2 separate regions of the Mus musculus genome follow, and region 2 is linked to region 1. The links are chromatin loops, found by intact Hi-C in ENCODE. Cell type or tissue: heart. All regions are shown on one strand. Region 1 overlaps Pde10a (phosphodiesterase 10A). Region 2 overlaps Pde10a (phosphodiesterase 10A).

Region 1 (8,000 bases):
CATCTGTTAGTGTAGGAAAAGGCTGTGTGTGTGTGTGTGTGTGTGTGTGATCTTTCATGAATAGAAATCAAGTCTCCAACTTTTCGACTAAAACCATAGCTTTTCTCAATTTTTGTCTTCAGGAAATTGAGGCCATATGCTCATGTTCTCAGCCACTGTTCCATGTAAGATATAAAAATCACACAGGCTCTTAAATATCCCCCAATATTCACTTCGGCAACTCAGCAATTCAACAGCTCAACAGTACAAACAAATAGACTTCAATGAACACTTTTTCCCAACATGATACCTCCTGAGAGCCTGGCACAGCACGGAAGAGAAAGTACCGAGTGCAGACGGCAGCATCTGATGCTCAAAGCGTAACAGCTGCCTCCCAGGCTCTGACGTTTACCTGAGCGCGTATGATGCTCTCTGAAAAGCCCTTCTCCAGATGAACTGGCATTGTTCTGAGTCCGCAGTGGGCCAGGCTGCAGCGAGCAGAAAAGCAGTCTCCTGCAGCATGAGAGCTGTACAGCTCACAGCAATGAGTTCTGCATAAATCTAAGGACATTCTACTTAAAGAGGTGTCCACTTCTCTAAGAGGACACCTCTCCAGGTACACGTGGGGTTATCAAGCCACCTTCTAGAAATTAAGTGGTTATATTTAATATACTTCGGCAGAAGGTAAACGCCGTTTCCCTGTCACAAGGAAAACATTACTTGATTAGCTCATGAAATGCACCAGTCTGAGAGCCTCATGTGTCATAGAGGAGACATGGTGTGGGAGCAGAGCTAGAAGCTGGGAGCGCTCGCTCTGCCTGCCGCTTGCTAACAGAACATTTCCATGAATGTCCCGCCTACGCCACAGTCTCTTCGACTGCTCAAGGAGATCATCTGTGGAGGCTCCAGCGTGGTCCAAAAGCAAAGGGATTACTCAGCAAAGGCTTCAAGCAGACATTCATGAAAATGCAGCTCTTCAAGTACTTGGAAAAAAAAAAAAAAAAAAGAAAGTCCTACTGTCCAGCCAATCCTCTGGGGATCGCGTTCCTTCCCGTGACTGCAACACTAACAGACTCAAACAGGTTGCCAATCTGACCACGCATGCCAGCGCACTTGGGCACTTCTCTCCAAACTGTTGAAGCCCAAACAATACAGACTTCTTCAAATATGAATGCACAGCTGTACCACCTGAATATGTCTATACAGAAGCTCACTCTGCTTCCCAGACAATGTGAAATGACAATGAATTTCTCATCAGTCCGGCCTTGGATGCTCGCTGTGCTTGTGTGGGACCTCACATGCACAGCCAGCACGTGCTAGGACAACAGCACATGCTAGGACAATATTAGATATTCCTTTGCCCACTCACTCCTTTATGGTTCTACCATTTTAGGTTAAAAGGGTGCTGGTTGGGGCTGGAGAAGTAGCTCACTGGTTAAGAGCACTGCTAGCTCTTCCAGAGGACCCAAGTTCTAGTCCCAGCACTCACATGGAGGCTCACAACTGCCCACAACTCCAGTTCCCTGTGCCCTCTTCCATCCCCCATGGGCAGTAGGCAAACATGTGGTATACTGGACTGCTTGCAGACAAAACACTCATGCATATAAAAATATTTTTAATTTTTAACTGTGTGGCTATACTTTTGAGAAGGTTTTTATTAATTCAAAGGTGGATGGCAAAAGTAAGGAAACTGAGGTCATATGGATTGCTCCATGGTGGGGAATCTGTCTAGCCTGTGCAAAACCTGGGGCTAAGTACCCAGCACCATAGACAGAAAAATGGAAAGATGAGGGGGAAGGTGGTGGTAAGGAAGGGGAGGAAGGGACATTTTCTGGATGTCTCAACTTCAGAACCTCTGCAATGTGGTATGAACTGTATGTTAACTAGAAAACAAAGGGAAGGGAGGGAGCCTGTGAAACAAGGCTGATCATGAGCACCAAAAGAAAAACACCGGTATGGTTAAAGCACGGGCTCCAAGTGTACGTTTAAAGAGCCCACTGAGTAGCACATGCTTGGAAATGTATAGGCCTATTCTATCTTGTTTTGGTTTTCACTCCAAACTACAGACTATAAAGAACAATAGATTATTTTGACTATGCTTGAAGAATTTGGGTTTTCAGTTCTATACAATGGAGCTTAAAGTGCGATCTTTAATTACTGGGGAATGTATTTAAGGTGTTCACAGAGTCTAGAAGGGGTTCAGATAAAGAATGCAGAGGCAAGGGGTACTTATGTACAGGGACATTCTACTGGCTAACAGAATCCGCTCATTTATTTGTCCCCCCCCCCCAAATATCCTATAAAAATTACTGCCTCCATTATATGGAGGAGAAAGCTGAAGGGGAAAGAAATTCAACCCCAAGCATCTGCTTTCCGACCTCAGGGTAGCCACAGGGAGAGATGCTCAATGAATCAAACTGAACCATGGTACACAGTCAAAGCAAACAGGAGGGACGCAGCCTTTGGCTTTTCCCTCGGCATCCTCTGCGTGAACATGTGTGCCCATTGCAAGAACACAACTTCCTTTTCCTCTATCTTAATACGTACATCTGAGGCCATTGCAGCTGTGAGGGTGACACGGGCTTTTTATAACTATTTCCCCTCAAAATATTCAAATCAAAATAAACCAGAAAATGAGACTGAGTTGCTTTCCCAGATATGTTTCTCCACCTTACTCCTCTGGGCCACAAAGGTGAATAAGCACAAGGGCATTCTGAAGTGGGAGAGGAGGAGTAGAGGGTGGCCTGGAGCACTTGAAGTCACAGGACCATATCTAATTCTTCGTACAACACTAGTCGGGTGGCAGACACTCACACCTAGCCTTCCTGTACCTAAGCCCTGGTGACCAGCACAGAGGGCTTTTTTTCTGCAGCCCCAAATCCAGCCGAACAGATGCCCAACCTTTCCCTCCACAGAGTTTTCAAAGTGTCTTTGTTTCCCCTTCAAGGAAGAACCTCAAATGTGGAGGCTGCAGTTTTGTACTGGAAACAAAGTGGGCGTGGCGGTGGGCGTGGCGGTGGGCGTGGCGGTGGGTGACGGTGCAGAAATTGTCTGTGGCTGGCTTTTCTCTGTGCAACCAGCCCTGCTGTAAACCTCTGACCCAGCTGTTCTCTGACATCTAAAGCCCAGGTTTCCCAATAACAAGCAACACAGCTGTACAGAACGGTCGCCAGAGACTTGAACTGCCGCTAGCGTTACTCATCCGGCCCTGCCCTGCCCTGCAGTGTTGGCCAAAAGGCGGTGTCAAGTTCACCTCACCCTTGGGACTCACAAAATGAACAGCTCAAACAACTCATCACAGGACATCTAAAATAAACAGCTTTAAGTAGCTGGTGATATACCATAGCCTGATTCACATTCAGAATGTTATCTGCCCCACCCCCACCCCTGCCCCAGCCTTGTCTTTAATGGGTTTTATGCTGTTTATAAAAAGAAACTAAAATCTACAAAACTGACGCCCCCCCCCCCCAAACACACACCATCTCAATTTAATGTCTAATTTATCTTCATTCTGAAGAGATAAAATATCCATCTGGAAGTACAAAGAGACAAGACGGTTTTGCCACACACAAAACCATTGCCTGTGACATAATTGAAAATGCCCTCGGAAGGCTAGCGATCTCAAAGTGAAGCCTCTAACATGAGAAGGAGCACAAACTTGGGAGGCTGCTACAAACTTAAGCAGGAGCCATGGATACAACTCAGGCAAAGAGTGAATGGTAAACCCACAGAGTGTCACGTGTTGTGAAATACAGTATTCTCAGGGTCTCCGAATATCAGTCCATGGATTCCTCCTCACAGAAAAGAAAAGAAAAGAAAAGAAAAGAAAAGAAAAGAAAAGAAAAGAAAAGAAAAGAAAAGAAAAGAAAAGAAAAGAAGAATACCTTTACCTTTACCATGGAGGCATATGGCAAACACCGTCTCAACCTAGAGCAAATTTAGCATCACCCAAAATAGAAATGACATTATGTGATAGCGCGGCAATCTTCAGAGCTGAGCCACATTCTCCCGCATGACTTGAAAGAGATGAGCACTGACGGGGTGGCGGAGGTGAGCCTGCCGTGGGAAGATGATCAGGACCCTGGAGTTGTTGCTTGTTATTCGCTATTCAGAGATGCTGAACGGCTGCCTCAAAGACTGGCCTCAGGAGATGAGCAAAGCTAGCACCCGGTTCTAAAGCCAGCATAACCCGGTGACCCCAGCCACCACTGGGCTGCCCCTTAAACTCTGATTACCTCCTTAAAGGCTGAGCACTGTGTCTTGCCCCTTGGTTCTACAATTTGCTATCTCATGCTATAGCCCTGGCGTGAGTGAGTAGTGAGTGGTAGCCAAGCTTCTGCCTTGAATCTGCTCTGCCACAGCCCTTACTCTGCTACCTTTAAACTCATCCTAATACAAATTCTCGTGACTGCAATGGAGCCAGAGTATAATCTGAATGGCCTCAATCCCAGATCCCAATAGCGTCTTTGCTTTCCTTTGAAGGCTCATACATAGCTCAGCACTTACTAGAGTCTACATTTCCCTCAGCCTCCTGATCCTTCCAAACTCTACTAGAATGGCCCACCAAGTTCTGCTCAGTCTACAAAAGCATCTCTGTCCCATAGCTCCAAAGTCTTTCACCTCCCTCTCAAAAGTCAGTTCCAAAGAACATGTTCACCTCTACTTGCTGGCACCCACGTTCTCTATTAGTGACTGTTCTCATTGTAGCATCAAAATACCAGACAAAAGTGACTTAAGAAGCGAAGGGCTTCTTTCCCTGATAGTGACACTGTGTACCACAAAGGGAAGACCTGGCAGAGGATCCCATTGCATCCAGAGCCAGGAAGAATCGATCAAGGGACGCTTTTGCTCAGCTTGCTTTCTCCTTTCTCTTCAGTTTTGAACCCCAGTCTGTAGAAAGGTACTACCCACAGTTAGGGTGTGTTTTTCCCACCTCACTTAACATAAGTTAGATACCTCCTCAGTATGACCAGAGATTTCCTTCTATTCTAAATTCCATCAAGCTGATGATCAAGATGAACAGACAGATGGCTAAAGATCAATTATATAGATGGCTTTCCACATCCTTAACAGAGATACGCCTGTAGAATAAATCTAAAAGCCTGTTACCATTGTATTATTCTTGTAGTCATTTCGATGAACAAAATCAATCACAGGAAATGTTTCCTCATGCTCTGCTATGACATCAGATGGAAGCCAGGGCTCATTGTAATCAACTTTTAACACCCAGACCTATATCATAGGATACCCGAAGGCCTGCTCAATGACTCTAATTAACATGTCTGTCTTAATCAGATTAGTCTGCTAGGACGAAAGCCTTCATAGCTGGGTAGTTCGATAGTCAAATGAAATGGCTGTTGACAGTTCTGGAAGCTTAGAAATCCAAGCTCAATCCAAGTACCATCACACCTGTTCCTGGCAGAATGCTATTCCTGCATCCTTGCCTGGTAGAAGAGGATGGCAGCCTCTCTGGGGCCTCTTTCCAGGGTATCAGTTCCACTCCTGAGAGAGGCATCTTCATGACCTTCACCTCCCAAAGAGCCCACATTTTTGTGCCAGGGACTTGGGAGATTGTTGTTCCACACGTGGGTTTGAAAGAGCTCACATGTGTTTATATCACAGTACTGTCCCAAGTTCTACACCTGATTTCCCTCCAAAGCCTCGTCTTGGGGTTGTATGAGCCTCCATAGGCATGTTTTTCTAAAGGCATGCCCATCAGGAAGTCTGGTTTACTATGCCTTTAAATGTATCTACACCCCCCCTCCCCAATCTCAGTGGCCCATGGCTTCTGCTAGAATCCAAGTCACCACCTGTCCTTGCCGGTCGCCAGCCTCCAACTTGTCTACTTCCTGTTCTTACCCTTCTACTCCTGTTCAGTGGATGGTACAATCTTAGTAAGTGATGAAGCCACTTCTCAAGACCCTCGCATGACTCCCTGTCTTGACAGAGTGAAAACAGAGTCCCTAGAGTCACCTCTCGCCAGTATGACTTTTCCTGGAGCCTCTGAATATTACAGCCATGCTCACTGGTACAAGTTTGTGCTCTCTGCTTCTCCCTCCATAGGACCTGCCTCCTCAACCTCCTGCCTGCCTCACCTGAACTGAATCTCAGCTCAGACTTCACCATTCTATTTGAGCCTTTTGAAATAATTAAAATTATAACTATATTCTATATCCTTACCATGAGTCTAGTATATCATCTGTATATCTTACTGATTATTTCTATATTTCCCTCTTTCCCTAACAAATATCAAGGAAGTGAGACTATATATATGTGTGTGTGTGTGTATATACATATATATGTATATATATATATATAATGTACATATATTATATACATGCATATATATGCTCACTGCTTTGTTCCCATTCCTAAAAAACACGCTTATCAGAAAATCAGCACCAAAAAATAATCTTCTGCTCAAACAAAAACATAACATACTGCACATGTATGCTCATGCACGCACACACACACACATACATGCACACACACACACATACATGCACACACACACATACATGCACACACATACATGCACACACACATACATGCACACACATACATGCACACACACATACGTGCACGCACACACACATACATGCGCACGCACACACATACATGCACACACACACATACATGCACACATACATACATGCACACACACACACACAGGTGCTATAACAGGCCATGAATTAGGAAAGCATATCCCATGATGACATTTTTCTTAACAGCTAGTTCCTTCTAATACAGAGTTCTACAAAGCATAAATCCATTCTTAAATGCTGAGTTAGTCACAAAGTTACCTCAATTCTTAAATTACATACATGAGTGTAAATCAAATTCAACAATGGCTGTACTTGTAAACAAATATTTCCCCACTTAGAACTCAGATCTTAGTCCCAAGAGCATTTTCTCCATTTAGGTGACCACAGCTGATTAGCTGTGACGTGAATGCATTTATTAACCTAAAGGGCTCCCTCAACTGAAATGTGGCACAAGAGAATCAGGAAACATGGCACAGTACAGAAGTAAACCCAGGAGCTAGAGAAAGTATCCAAGGAGCTAAAGAGATCTGCAACCCTGTAGGTGGAACAACATTATGAACTTACCAGTACCCCGGAGCTCTTGACTCTAGCTACATATGTATCAAAAGATGGCCTAGTCGGCCATCACTGGAAAGAGAGGCCCATCGGACACACAAACTTTATATGCCCCAGTACAGGGGACCGCCAGGGCCAAAAAAAATGAGAATGGGTGGGTAGGGAAGTGGGGGGGAGGGTATGGGGGACTTTTGGGATAGCATTGGAAATGTCATTGAGGAAAATACGTAATAAATAAAAAAAAAAAAAGAAGTAAACCCACCCTAAAGAGTGACTGCTACGTTACACATTTCTCTATAACTCAATAACCACGGACATGATACCAAACTAAACTAAAACAGAAAAGACAAAGTCAGGATGATCGCAGGTCTCCATATGGTTTTAGACTGTATCCTTCATGGTGCCTTAAGTCCAATCAGCTATGATAGAGTGCAAACAGAAGCCAACAGAAGAAAAGACCTGGAAGCTATTTTTACAGAAAAGAAAAAGCAACAGGCTGGCTGTATGCAGCCTACATGCCACAGTAAGGTAGCTGTCGCCTACAAACCAAGCAAGCGCAGGCGGTCCCACGGCACAGCTGCCACTCAACAGGCGTGTCTAACAACCTATTCTATTTCCTTCTTGTCCTTTGCTGAGAAAAAGAGCTTGCTGGTTTGATCTTAAGATGCCAATATAAGCTTTATCAATTATACAATCAATTATACAATGAATTATATTTGAGGATGGTATAATTTGTTTCTGACTTGTTATTCACGTCTGCTCTCATTATTTCCAGATCGGCGAGGGAAAAAGCATCAAGACACAAATGATACCACATAGCTCCAGAAAGGAGGACTTGGAAGACCTAGACGTAATGTGCTAGCAGTTCACTGTCTAAATTTCTTCTGAATCAAAGAAAATCAGAAGCAAGTATAGATAATA
Region 2 (8,000 bases), 47 kb after region 1:
GCTTAGCCTGACTGGGCAGCCCTCCAAACATCTAAGCAATACTTGACACTTTAAATCCAAAGCCAAGGGCTCTATCAGTCAGAAATACACGGAGGCAGGAGTACCTGCTTTGGTTTTCACATTGGTGTGTGGCATAAAAAAGGAACTGACACTCGAACGGGAAGGATGTTATTTTTTTCCTTTTTTCTTTCTCTTTTAAATATTCCTGGCTTGACATTTCAAGAAGACAGAAAGCAACTGAGGAAATTTCAGGTGCTGAGATAAAAAAACCTGAGGTCAACAACAACAACAAAATCAGCCTCGGCAGCCACCAGCCACTCAGGGTTAATCACACTGCGTTTTGGCACAGCCTCACGTATGATTTCTGAATGGGTACGAACCAATAGAAACCAGGTCACATTCAGGTTGAAGTCTCCCTCGGACTCGGTTCCCATCTATGCAAAGCTCACATCATGCTTTCACCGCCCCCTACCCCCCCCCCGCCCCGCCAATATTGCCCAGTAAGGCCAACTCAATTTCCTTGTGAAATTAGAAGCAAATCGGTTTCTTTTGTCCTTTCTAACTCGAATGGATCTAAGAGTGCATGTGTGTGGATGTAGGCATCCTCCTTCACTGATATTTTGCTGTTGCTGGTATTTTTGTTTAATGTAGCAGTGTATTCAATTTTACTGCTACAAAAGCAACTTAACAGGACCCTCCAAGAAGACACTCAGAGTCCCACCCTGCACTGTGTGTCAGTCACTCCGATAGCAGCATCTAAATGATAAAATCCCAGGTGAACAATTTATTGGTTTACTGGATACATACATTTTTAATACTAATCAATACTGACAAATTGCCCTCTTCAAAGGCTTTGCCGATTAGTACTTCCCGCAGGAAGTTGTGAGAGGGTTTGCCTCTTAGCATAACCACCACCCGTGTGCTATAAAGCGTATTAACCTGTGCAGCGAGGGCAGATGAAGATGGCAATGTTTTAAAGTGCAGGCCTCCTCACGATGAAGCAGAACGCTGTCTCGGGATGTGTGTTTGTCTTGTTTCTCCTCTTTTCCCACACGCTCTCTGCTCACGTCCCTGGGTGGGTGTTCCTTAACTACTTCAGATAGTACCTTGTGCTAAAGGACGGGTAGTTGACTCTTGCTTGGATAGTAGCAGAAAGTGGAAAATCATTTAGCTATTCCCTTGGAGTGGGTCCCTGTCCAAAGCCGTACAAAAGGAATTTCTCTTGTCTCCTTATTCAGTCAACGCTTCCTTTGACTACTGCTGGAATTTAAAATGCCTCCCCTAATCTAAAAACAGAATTTCCTCATGGTGTTATCTATCTATCTATCTATCTATCTATCTATCTATCTATCTATCTATCTATTCTTCTTATGTTTTCCTCCTTTCAATATTAAATATATTCACCATGTAGAATTTAATCTGAGCCTACAGTGTGCAGGATGATCTCATTTTCTTCTGAGCAAATACTCTCTTGTCCCCAGACCATCTCTTCAGCCATCTACCCTGTCTCCTACCACATAAAGTGGGGTGCATGTGTTCCTGCCTAACTCTGGGTCTGCTGGACTGTCTGTCTGTCTGTCTGGGGCCAGCAGCATGTTGTTCTAATCACTAAGGCTTTATATAGTCTTAAATCAGTCTTAAATATTAGATGATATGGTTAATCCCAAGAAATTGGAATATCACCCTAAAAAAAAAAAAAAAAAAAAAAACAGTGACTGGCTAGATAAAAATGTTTTCATGAGCAAAATTCTGAAGCTGTGTCATGCAGAATATCTCAAAGTATATGTGACCCTTGGAATAGCAGGTAAAAGCCACCATTACTACATCTGAGAACCACAGCGATGGGTCTGCAGGACAGCGCTTGGCCTTCTTTAAGAAACAGCCAGGGTTACGATCAGAAGCACAGATGCCAGTGTGGTGGCGACATCTGCAGTAGCATCCCTGCAGAGGCTGAGGAAGACATGATGTTTGCTGGAGTTCAAGGCCAGCTGAGGCGAAATGGCCCTGGCTCCCACTCAAGAATGAAAAAAATAAAAAAACCCAATACACCAATGCATTACATCATACACACCGCACTGCTCTGCCTTGGGCTGCACTCCTGCCTGCCAGTCACCTCCTTTCTTGCCCATTGGTGCTCTGCATGTAGAACGTTTCCTCTCACGGAACTTGCCAACTCTAAAAAGTCCAAATCTGCTTGTGTTTGATCAATAACTCATCATCTCCAAAACACACACGTGGCAATATTTCAGCACTTTCCATGCAACACTTTTTGTCTTGGCGATGCAGGAAATGTTTTCATCAAAGTAACAAAGGCTCTTGCCACAGCCCAGGGAAAGCAAGCTGAGGCTACCCAAATGTGGACCACGGGGCTCCCTCCTTCCTTTGGACTCCTGCTGCCTGTTCCTCATTGACCTCACTGCGTGTCAAGTATTGTGTTCACAGTGACGCAAAAGCCTGGGTGCTGGTGCCAAAGAGTGTATTTGGATTACATGGAAAAAAAATGAATAGAATGAAGTTTTGAGTACTGGAGCAAAGCTCTGCAGCCACACGATTTCATTGTTTCTTCTCTTTTAGGAAAATTAGCTTTGATAAAGGGCTATTTGGCTAAGATTCTTCCACTTAAACACCCTCCCTTGTTTCTTCAATAGACTGCTTGGAGCTGCCCTGGGAGGATGGATAAAGAGTAGATGAGCGAAGCATTTGCCCAACCCTAGAGACAGACAAAGACCAGTGAAATCCAGATTCAAAGAGGGACGATGTGCTGCAGGACACACAGAAGCACAGGAGGACCTAGACAGGTAGCTGTCAGGACAGAGAAAGTCCTCTGGAAGAGATGGTGCAATGACACAATGTCCCTTGTCCTCAGTCCCCCACTCTCTCCATACAGCCCTGCTGCTTTGCTTCCTCAATCCTGGCTTCCTATATCCACCTCTGGACCCTGTTCAGATCCATTCTTTCTGGAATCTTCCTCTTGGTTACCTCTGCAACCCTCAAATTCTCCCTCCTCCAAGACAGCACTCAGCTGTCACTCCATAGGTCATAGGTCACTTCTCATTAGGGTGTTTATGAGTGGTGCAATATGCAGCTTTCTTGCTCTGTTTGATCTTGAATAGAATCACTTGCTCAGGCCTGCCCCTCCGATCCTGTCACTCTTCTTGCCCCCAGTAGCTGTCTGCTTCCTAATCTACTAATCTACTGCTTTTCTCTCACAACTCCCCTTCCAAATGTCACAGGTCACTCCCCCACACCCATCTAATTGCGGGTTACTAAGCGCCTCTCCCAAGCACCCGGGAGACCTTCCACACCCCTGCCTTTCTCTTCATGGATGCTTTAGCGTACTTACTTCCCTTCTCCCTGTTCCCTGAAAGCTTTCTCAGGCCTTGCTCTCCTGTCTAGCTTCCTCCAAAGGACCAAAATGCTGGACAACTAGAGTAATGGAAGTTAGCACCTGATGAAAGGTTTCTTACCCACTCATTGCCCCCGATGTGAGTTAGCAACAGCTACAACATGGCCCCCACCCTCCCCTCCACCAAAAACATTGCCTTTTGGGTCTCAGCTTTCCCAGATCCCCACATGTCATCCCACCCTGTCCTCCTCACCTCACAGAGCTGTTTCTTCATGTTGCCTCGTTCTTCAAACCCCTGGACTTCAGTAGGTAAGCATTCTTAAGCATCTCTGGAATGAAGCCCACCATCAGCCATAGCCACAGGGGCGCACTCCACAGGTCTGCTAGTCACATGCTGGCCACGGGATTTTACTTCATCTCAGAGGCTCCTCTTTGAGTGCCACAGTGTGTCTGTCCCTTGTCACCTGCAGATGCTCAGTCCACTCCTGCCTGATGCACTCTTCCACTTTTCCCTGCCCCCTTCAAACACATCCTCTGCCCTCTGCCCTGAATCCTCTTCATCGTCCCTTCAGCTGCTGCCTCAGCACTAGGGGATCACGATCTTCATTTCTAACCCACTTTAGGCCAGCATCCTCGGGCCCACGCTCTCCTCCCACATCTCAGTCTTCAGAGTAGAGAGACACTGCGCCATGATACCCTTCCTTCTGCAACCAAGACCATCCATTTTTTTTTTCTCAGAAATTCCAGATTCACACAAAGCATCCATGGACTGACTCCTTAGAGGGGCATCAAATGTCATGCCTCTTTTTTTCTTCTCCAGCCTTAGGGATGGTAAAACTTTATCTAAGTGATTTGTTGTTGTTGTTGTTGTTGTTGTTGTTGTTGTTTTTAAATCTGCTATACCTTGAGCATCTCCATCTCCCTACTGCCAAACCTACCAAACCTGCCTTTGCCTGCATATTTCCTCCTCTGGGCCCCTTACCAGTAACCGGAAGCCAGGAATGCATTCCCCAAGCAACAGGCATTCAGTGCACTTGATACCACAAATACTTGAGCCCTCAACTACGATTCATGTCCACTGCTGTACCCCTGACTCGGTGGCCCCTGTATACTCCCTTCCCAAACAGCTCCAAGATTCATTTCCCAAATTACACTCAGATGAGCCTGCAGGATATAAATCACAGAAGCCTGTGGCTCATAACTCTCCCTGGTATATAGCCCTGTTCTGGCCAATCTACGGGCTTCATCACATACCAGACATCTGGGCTGCAGGTCCCAGCTCCAGCTGTGCAGCCTTTACTCTCCTCCTCCAGCTCAGGGCCCATCTGCCGGGCAGCTCTTCTCTTGACTGCTTCCCACACCATGGCTGCTCATGCTACACCACTCAGATCTCCTTCCAGATTGACCTTCATTCACAGCCCCCTGTATGAAGTCTCTGTGTGTTTTGATGTGTTTTGCTTATTCCCTTCGGGTAGCTGCTCTCTACACCACTAGAGGGCAGTAGAGAGCAGGTACCACCCAAGCCAAGAATCCCACAACCTACAAAGGTTCACAGTCCTGACTCCCAACCCAATCATACCCCCACCCCCACCCTCAGCCTTCCTAACCAGGAACCATGGTATCCAATGTCTACACAGCCAACCATCATGTTACCTATCCTTCTAGCCTCCACCTCCCTGTGTGTCGTCATGCACAGGTCCAGCTTTGTCTCCACTGCTGAGGACTGCCACAGAGACATAGCCTCTGCTACACCTTCACCATGGAAGGCCTTCTGGCTTTCCTGCACACCCGTCTAGGAACACAGAGACTGTCCTTAGCATAGGCCTGTGACTCCTTTCCCCTTGGCTGGTTAAGCTCCTGGCTATGACTTTCAGAGGTGCCTTTTTTGCCCAGTAGGTTTTCCTGGGGCTTCTGCCAGGTGAACTCTCTCCCCTGCTTCCTCCAGACTTGAGCCTGACATCCTATGAAACACTAACAGGGTCTTCCAAGCTGGGCTCTGGTCTGACCTCCTTCTGAATCTCCTTGTAGTTCTGCTGAGAACACAGGAGCAAACCTTACCCTCTCCTGGAGCTATAGCCCCATGAGAACCAATTCTGCAGAACACACTTGAATGCTGGGCCACTAGAGTTTAGTGCCAGCTCTGGGTCCAAGGCCACGTGTGCCCAGGTTGCATATGGATAGCATACCTCTTCCTCATACATGGCTCTGCTTTATTGGAACCGTGAAATTTCCTATACAAGCTGATAATGTAGCTTCTTTATGAGTCTACCCCTGTCTATGCCTCAGCATCAGAACAAAGATAAGACCCTGCCCACAGTCCTCTCCAGCCTGCCTTCTAGAAAGTAAGCCAGACAGCAGGCGTGAAGGCGGGGTAGTAGCAGATACACTGGCCAGGGCCATTCTGGGTGCCAGTATTGCCTTTGCCACAGCTATAGATTCCCTGCCCCTTAGAGTTCTTCTCCAGACTTGAAAAAAGGCTTTCCTCCATTGCACGGACTGTGTTATACGCAGGGTGGCAGTTGTGCTGGTTGGCACACTATTCCTCACACAACCTGCCTGCTACTCAACATGCTTTTCTTTGTTTTAGGACACAAAATGTTTTGTGTGAAAAACAAAAAAAAAAAAAAACCCTCCAAGAGCAATGTATCAATTTGAGATAGAAGGCCTGTCTTCTGATTTTCTAGCTCTTTCTCATTTAAACCTTCAGGAAATTCCTCTGTCCACATAGGTTTATTTCAAATTAAAAGTAGGATTCCATGGATTGCCTATTAATAATCTAAATAGTATAATACCACCCAGTTTAAATAGCTTTGCCCTTTGGACTTCTGACCTAGCCAAGAACCAGCTCACCCCTCCATGGATAGCAGATGACGTTCACTGCCCACAGCCAGCCTGGCAGGAATTCACAGCATGCTATTCGGGTCACCTTTTGGGGCACCCGTGTCTCTATGCCAGGTCTTTGGGGAGTAAAGAGTCATCTCTACACCCTCCACACAGTTGTGTTATAGAACATGTGGGTCCTCTCCAACAAGCTGTGAGTTGGGTCTTGACTGAATGTAGGCCCATGGTGGATGCAGGCAGTGCTGGGCCTTGAGTCTGGTTTTCCCCTGTGGCATCAGCTTCACAGAGCCTATGAGAATACCCTGACTGGGACGCCTGGTGCTGTCTGGAGTACTGAGTGCATTTGCTCTCACAGGGACCATATTTATCTCAGTGTATCCTGGCATCAGCCACGCAGTCCTCACACCCCGGGGAAACAGTTTAAGAGTGGCGAGTAACAGACTCACAAGTCCTGCAAAAGTACACTCACTGGGATATTTGAGGAACATACAGTAATTTGCAGTATGAAGGCATTTACACTGTGCATTCACAAACCTCTCTGGTCTTAATTTCCTTTGCTTTCTCCGTATCGCCACCCTCCATGCCTCCCCCACACAAATACACACATGCAAACACACATACAAACACACACATACACACATACAAATACACACTTTTATTTTTATGCACGGAGCTCTTTCTGCTCTTTACTGTAGTTAACTCATAAAAATATAGCACACAGAGAGACACGGGTGGGGAGGTATTTGTGGCTTGGGATTCTCATTCCTAGAGCTGTATTTTTCACAGGTGTGTCTCCTGCTCTTCCCAGGCAAAGCCTCCTCCAGCCATGCCACAATGTATCACAAAGCTGACTAGGTAGCACAGACAGCCTGTATTTGTTACAGGAAATTGGCTCTAATTCCCATTGGCCTGCAGTGTGACCCACCCCACCCCCAATGCAAAATGAACCCAGAGGATGCTCCAGGACAACAATTGTTGTCTTTCCCTGGGCAAGATTTTTCTACTTAATCAGCAACTCTTCCAGCGGTAGAAAGGAAAAGCAGAGATCTAGTGATCTGACAGAGAACAGGAAATGATGTGAACTCGGGAATGGCCTGATTCAGACAGAGGAACAGCATCAGGTGGGAAGCCCATGGACCACTTGCAGCAATGAGCATCAATACTGAGCCAACTCCTGCCCGGGAGGCTCCATCTCACCTTGGCCTACTAACCCACTATAGATCTGTGGCTTCAACATGCTTAAGCAAGAGGGACCAGCTAGGGCAGGATCTGGTACTGGCAATGGTAGCAGGCAAGTGTCTGCTCAGCGCGTGACCAGGTAAGCCGAAAAACAGAACAAAACAGACACAGGATGAGGCTATTGTCCTCCTACACAGGGCTCCCTTTCTCACAAGAGAACTGTAGTATGCACTTGTCTAAGTAGCATCTGGGCTCAGCAGCCTGCACATGACGATTTGTTTGGCTGACAAAGAGATCAAAGTAAAAGAAAGCTCCGATACAAGCCCCACAGGGATACATCTGATTACCTCTGTGCATTTTTGTGTCCTTGGAGAATACACAAGTTCCTTCCAAGAGGCTTTTTTTTTTTTTAAGAAAACTGCCAAATTTCAGATCCTTCAGTGTTTAAGACCCAGGTGGCCTGCTCTTTGACCCCAGACAAAAATAGAACCCCTAAAAGTATGTGTTGGGGGGGGGGAGAAGTGGAACATAGAGCAGCCTTTCCTCAGGTATCAATCTCTTCCTCTCCTTTTGAGTTGGGGTGTGTGAGAACAGACTGTCTACAAGTCACATATACCCTAGTACTTACTGCTCT

What was found. Peaks named below come from ENCODE experiments on the same cell type or tissue, not always from the same donor. Only the 100,000 strongest peaks of a DNase experiment are listed, where the experiment ranks them.
Region 2: a loop joins it to region 1, with 2.6 times the contacts of the local background. A loop is called at or near these places in 10 of 42 quality-filtered maps.

The regions. Positions count from the first base shown.
Region 1 is chr17:8,851,674-8,859,673 of GRCm38, reverse strand. All of the region lies in intron 1 of Pde10a (phosphodiesterase 10A), which reads right to left. Among named protein-coding and RNA genes, the nearest start is that of Gm34321, 35 kb to the right of the region's middle. In heart, no CTCF peak of the experiment used is centred here; a DNase peak (open chromatin) is centred at 3,133; H3K4me3 peaks cover 701 bases; H3K27me3 peaks cover 785 bases.
Region 2 is chr17:8,804,403-8,812,402 of GRCm38, reverse strand. The region is part of intron 1 of Pde10a (phosphodiesterase 10A); the gene reads right to left. Among named protein-coding and RNA genes, the nearest start is that of Pde10a, 6.7 kb to the right of the region's middle. In heart, a CTCF peak has its summit at 4,829 (motif pointing right); no DNase peak of the experiment used is centred here; H3K27me3 peaks cover 6,256 bases.